2 separate regions of the Homo sapiens genome follow, and region 1 is linked to region 2. A link is a loop called in an ENCODE intact Hi-C map of the cell type or tissue named here. Cell type or tissue: HCT116. All regions are shown on one strand. Each heading gives the region's core, and the rest is flanking DNA. Links, peaks and the distances in the headings are about the cores only. Region 1 overlaps LSS (lanosterol synthase). Region 2 has its middle 11 kb from the start of COL6A1.

The links. Peaks named below come from ENCODE experiments on the same cell type or tissue, not always from the same donor. Only the 100,000 strongest peaks of a DNase experiment are listed, where the experiment ranks them.
Region 1: it touches region 2 in a loop (10-fold over the local background); 41 of 110 quality-filtered maps call a loop at or near these places.

The regions. Positions count from the first base shown.
Region 1 is chr21:46,211,208-46,214,007 of GRCh38, forward strand. It overlaps LSS (lanosterol synthase), which reads right to left. Exons shown (of 22, transcript NM_002340.6): 10 at 2,531-2,628; 11 at 1,818-1,845. Among named protein-coding and RNA genes, the nearest start is that of LSS, 16 kb to the right of the region's middle. In HCT116, for the core only: no CTCF peak of the experiment used is centred there; no DNase peak of the experiment used is centred there.
Region 2 is chr21:45,969,422-45,972,221 of GRCh38, forward strand. No RefSeq gene overlaps it. Among named protein-coding and RNA genes, the nearest start is that of COL6A1, 11 kb to the right of the region's middle. RefSeq lists a silencer at 994-1,288. In HCT116, for the core only: a CTCF peak has its summit at 1,407 (motif pointing right); a DNase peak (open chromatin) is centred at 1,386; H3K27ac peaks cover 363 bases.

The DNA of each region.
Region 1 (2,800 bases), core at 103-2,602, 240 kb after region 2:
GCTCCGCCTCCTGGGTTCACGCCATTCTCCTGCCTCAGCCTCCGGAGTAGCTGGGATTACAGGCTCCTGCCAGCACACCCAGCTAATTTTTTTTGTATTTTTTAGTAGCATCGGGGTTTCACCATGTTAGCCAGGATGGTCTCTATCTCCTGACCTTGTGATCCGCCCACCTTGGCCTCCCAAAGTGTAGGGATTACAGGCGTGAGCCACCGCACCTGGCCAATGATCCCCATTTCTGAGTACACCTGGAGGTGATGGGAATTCTGCACAGGGCTGGGAAGGCTCCACCTCAAATCTCACCCCGAGCTGGGCTCACAGGTACACAGCCTGGTCTCAGTTCAAAGGGCCGGTGACCAAACCCTAGTGAGACAGAGCTGGGCACTGACCAGACAGACATGGGGACTGGGCAGGGGGTGGTGTGTGGCAGAGGCATCCAGACATCGTGCACTGGAGGGACAAGGCAGGGACCACCAGAAAAGCATTCTCGCCAAAGAAACACAATGGGATCGAGCCTCAGGGCCTGGCCAGTTTACAAAAACTCAGGGAACATAAGAAGCAACCAGTCAGATCTGCAATGTGAAGCCCTTCAGGAACAAACCTTCCAGGAGGAGAAAAGAGACCACGAGAGACGGCTGGACTAACAGGAGCTCAAAGACCAACAACTGAAGGCCTGTGCAGGCCTGGCCTGAATCCTGATTCACAAACACCAGCCACAACGTGAGGACTACACTCAGGAACCGTCATAAGTTTGTTGGGTGTGACAACCTCAGAGCAATTTTGTCAAAACACAGACGCCCTCATCAGCTTGAGGTGCACTGATGAGTCGGTGCTGAGGGAGCGCTGGGCAGGGAGGGGCAGGGAGGGGACAGGGAGGGGCAGGGAGGCCAGGGCCTGCTCTAGGGCTTGCTACTCACCTCCACTTTACATGTGTTTTGAAAACCTTTTCACAAAACACGGACAGTGTCCGGGGAGCCTCTGGGGAGCTCAAGGCCAGCTGGGTAAAAGCTCGTGGCTGGGGGCACCTGGCACCAAGGGTAGCCCTGGGGCGGGCAGTGCTGGGCCCACGTGTATCCATCCCAAATGTGACACCCAGGACACCTCTGGAGACTCCACATTTCCACACTGAATCAGGTGGGGGACAGAAGACAGGCACCGCAGGGCGTAACCCTCCTTAGACCACAAGACACAGGGCAACACTGTCTGGGCTTCTGACACGCACAGAGGGGCGCAGGCTCAGCCCAGTCGGACAGGACTGCGGTCTACAGGGCCCCCAGAGCCAGGACAGGACCAGGGTCAGCCAGGATCCACCGGCCTCCCCTCTCCTTGTGCTTGGTGCCCCTCATGACTGGGTTCCAGCCCACTCAGGCCAAGTCCACGGGGAGCTCCCAGGCCCGGCCACACGCCACCACGGTCCTCCAGGCTCCTGTCCTGTCCACCCAGGACCTTTAAGAAGAAGCCCCTTAAATTAAGAGTGCATGGAGGAGAAGCCCCCACTAACCAGAGCCACCTCCTGCCACAGTAACAAGATGAGAGCTTCTGCAGCTCTGGGTCTGTCGTTACACAGCTGAGCCCACTCAGATCATCAGGGCAAAAAGCAAACAGGACAGCTGCAGACAGACATCGAGAACGGTGGGCACCCACACAGAGACCAACAGCACCCACAGGGACACGGCCAGAGGCCTCAACTGACTCAGCCTCTAGTCGCACGCTGCCGGGACCTGGTCCAGGAGGAGTTATTTCTGAACCCCAAAGGAAAAATAATAAAGGGGAGACATGATTGCAAAGGAAGCATGCAGCCGCAGTCCCGCAGCCCTTACCTGCATTTTCATGCCGTCAAGGCCCATCCTGTGAGGAGAAAAAAGCCCAAGTCAGGTGCAAGGAGAAAGCTGGAAGCCCAGCTGCTACCCAGACCCTGCACTCAGGAGGGTCCCAGAGAGGCCGTCTGTCCCCTCCCGAGGCCTGGCACTGGCCTGGATGCCACCCCAGCTGGGCTGCTGGGCTCCTGGGGGTGAGGGCCACACTCTATGGAAAACAGGACACACTCACCCAGAAGGGCCACACCCAAGGCAAGGGGCAGCGGGAGGCTCCCCGACCCCAGGCTGTGCCAGCCCTGCCGCCCTCGTGCAGTGCTGAGGCACCAGAGGAAGAGGCCTGTACAGCGGAAGCTTCCCACCATGGGACGGCTCTCTGCCCTCCATGACAGGGGCCCCACCTCCAGGGCACAGTCCATGGCTGACAAGCTCCCCTTGTCCACAGGCCTCCTGATGCCAACCTGAACCTGCCCTGCTACCTACCACCCCCTTCCTCACTCTACCTTCTGGGAACACCCCACACTTCCACTGGGTGGCAAATCTTCCAATTCAAAGACAACCCTCAGTGGCTTCCACAAGCCCTGACACTGCTGGTTCCTGGAGGTATTCCCTGGCAGTATTCCCAGATGGCACCGTGGGGGCCCCCTCACTGGGATGCAGCTGGGGCTCAGATCCAGTCTTCGTGAGAGGCCCCGCCAGCATATCCCAGCCACACTCACCAGAGATAGTCCGGGATTCTGGAGACATGCTCCTGGAAGGCAGTGGAGGCGGGCCCGTCCACATACCAGCGCACAAGCATGTTGATGGTTTTCGAGATCTGCAGGAGAGACAGCCCTGTCAAGGCTCCGCTCCAGACCCACAGCAGCCTCCAGGGACAAGGTCTCGTCCAGATCCACAGCAGCCCCCAGGCATAAAGTGCCGTGCAGATCACTCAGGGCCAGGACAGGGGCCTTCTGCTCTAACAGGCATTTCCTGAGCGAGGATGGGCA
Region 2 (2,800 bases), core at 121-2,620:
TCTCCACTCTCTGAAAAGGTGTTACAGTGGCGGGAAGGCAGCCAAGCAGACACACAGGTGTGCATGGGTCAGTGGTGTTACAGACTGACTGTGTCCCTCCCGTGTTCATATGTCAAAGCCCTTAAGCCCTAATGTGAGTGCATTTGGAGATGGGACCTGTAAGGAGGTAGTTATGGTTAAATGGGGTCATAAGGGTGGGGTTCTAATTTGACAGGACTGGTGTCCTTCTCAGAGGAGACACAGAGATTGTTCTCTCTCTGCAAGTGGACAGAGAAGAGGCCATGTGAAGAAATGAGAAGGCAGCTGTACGCAAGCCAGGGAGGGAGGCCTCACCAGAAACCAACCCTGACAGCACCTTGACCTTGAACTTCTAGCTTCCGGAACTATGAAAAAATTAGTTTCTGTTATGGAAGCCTCCCACGGTATGGCATTTCATTACAGCAGCCCCAGTACACTGAGGGATGGTAGCTGGAGGTCAATAGATGAATAACAAAATTAGACGGATGATAGACAGGGATATCATTGTCCGTCTTAAATTACCAGACTCAGAAAATATGATTAAGCATAGAGTTTACTGGAGCCCAGAGCTTAAGGACAGCCACCTGGGAGCACAGGTTCAAGCTGCCCTAAATCGAAGCTCCCATTAGCAGCAGCCTCTGACTCCCGCCCGAGGGCCCCCAGCACTACTGTGGAATTCCGGCCGGAACACACAGCCTGGACCTGGTCATGAGAAACGGCCCCACAAGCCCAACTTGAGATGCATTTTACAGAATAAGTGGCTTAAACGTCTCAAAAACGTCAAGGTCAGGAAAGGTCAAATTAAAGGAGACAAAGAGGTAAGAGAATAATGTAACAGTGAGCCAGCACCATTCCTGCCTCTGCAAAGGGGAAGGTGAGGGGATTGTTCCCATTATCAGGGGAAAGGGGTTCTCAGGAGACCTGGAGAAACGCCCAGGCGTAGCCTGGCCTGGGGCAACTGGAGCCGACCACTGCAGTGGGCTCTGGCAGGCACTGCGTCTCCCCCGAGGTCTCTGCTGAAAACAACGACCACGGAGGCCCTGATGCCTCCTACCTGGGCTGTGACCCTGGCCTAGGGCTCCTCGCACCTCCTGCACCCCACAGCCTCCGGGCCAGGCTCCGGCTCCCACCCAGTCCCTGCAGCCAAGGGAAGCCGCTGCCTGCAGGCCTGGAGGGCTCCCTGTTCCAGCTGCTCCCTCACTGGCCTCCGGCAGGGTCAGGACAGAGAGGGGGTGGCAAATCCACTGACCCCAGCGGAAGCCTCGCCAGAGTCTCCCAGGCACCGGTGGACCCAGGCATCTGGGGCCAGCGGGGAGGCCACGGAAAGGGGACAGTGCTGGCTCTGGGCCCCTCGGGGGACCGTCCTGCACTGGTGCCCATGGGCAGCAGAGGGCGCCCCTGACCATCCCTCCATGGCGTCCGCAGGAGCCTCACCAGCCTCAGGGTCCAGGGGCACCCACCCAGCTGTCAACCTAGCTGTCTGGAGTGAGCTTCAGTGGGAGGGGAGGAGGGGGCCTGCGATTGTGCAGGGACGAGGCTGGGGGAGCAGAGACTCCAGAAACCGTGTCCCACACCCCGCACTGCCCCTCACTGTGCAGCCCCAGCCTCCCTCCTAGAGCCCCCCAGCTGCTAGGCTGTGACAATTGCTTGTGTATCTGGACCCAGCAGGCTACAGGTCACTGTGACCTTGGGGCCTGGGGTCCCAAAGCCAGGCTGCCTGCCCCCGTTTCCCCCACCGCCATCTCCAGAGCCACCATCACCAGTTCTGCCACCCTCGGCCCTCCCTGTCACTGCAGGGCAGCCCTGGACTCGCTCAGACCCTGAGTTCAGACCCTGGGGTGCAGAGGCTGATGGCCCGGCGCTGGCCTCCTGAGCCCTCCTCACCCCTGGGCACTCACTGAGTACTGGGCCTGCTCTCCTGAGGGCAAAAGAGCACCCAACCCCTCCCCCAGCTCTGAAACAACCCTCAGATCCTGATGCTTTTGGGGTCACATGTTTGGGGAGGGAACTGGCAGTAGCCCAGGAGCCCTAGATCACGGAGGTCACCCTGCTGAACGCGAGGGTCTCTGCCTCCCAAGGGTGGGGACTCCAGAGGCCGGGCACCTGGGAGGGCCTTGCTCTGGGCCCTCCGGCCTGGCTGTGGCTGGCACCCTGGGACCCCAGACCCAGCCCAGAGCAGGGATGGCTGCGTCTCGCTCCCAGTTTGTCCTGATCCCAGAGCCTCCAGCCACAGCTCCGTAAGGTGGGCACTGAGATGGCCCTGAGGCCTGGAGGCCCTGAACGGAGATGAGGTCTCTTTCCACAGACCAGCCGCGTTCCCACCGCACCCTCTCTTTGGGGTTTGATTGGCCCAGGGAGTGTGAGTGTTCCTGAGAAGCCCAGATGTTACCCAGGCACTCGGCCCCAGGCTCTGTGACTCCCATGTGGGGACAATGGAAACCAGATGCTGGGAAGCTGGGCTGGGTGGGCGGGCCCCTGGCAGCTGTGTGCTGCGTCCATCTGGACTGGTCTCTGAGCCCCGGGCCTGTGGACCTCGGCCTCATGGGAGCCCCAGCTCTGTCACTGTTACTCCCTCCATCAGCTCCCACCGACAGAGTGGACATTCTCTTGACAACTTGAGAAAACGGAGCTTCTGGGAGCCTGTGTCCCGACCCGAGCTCAGGCAACTAGTGGGTGACAGAGCTGGGACCGCACCCAGTTCTGACTGCCCCAGCTTTCCTGGCACATCCAGCCTGGGGTATACCAGGCAGGATGCCAGCAGTTTCTCTGAGCCACGGTGTGG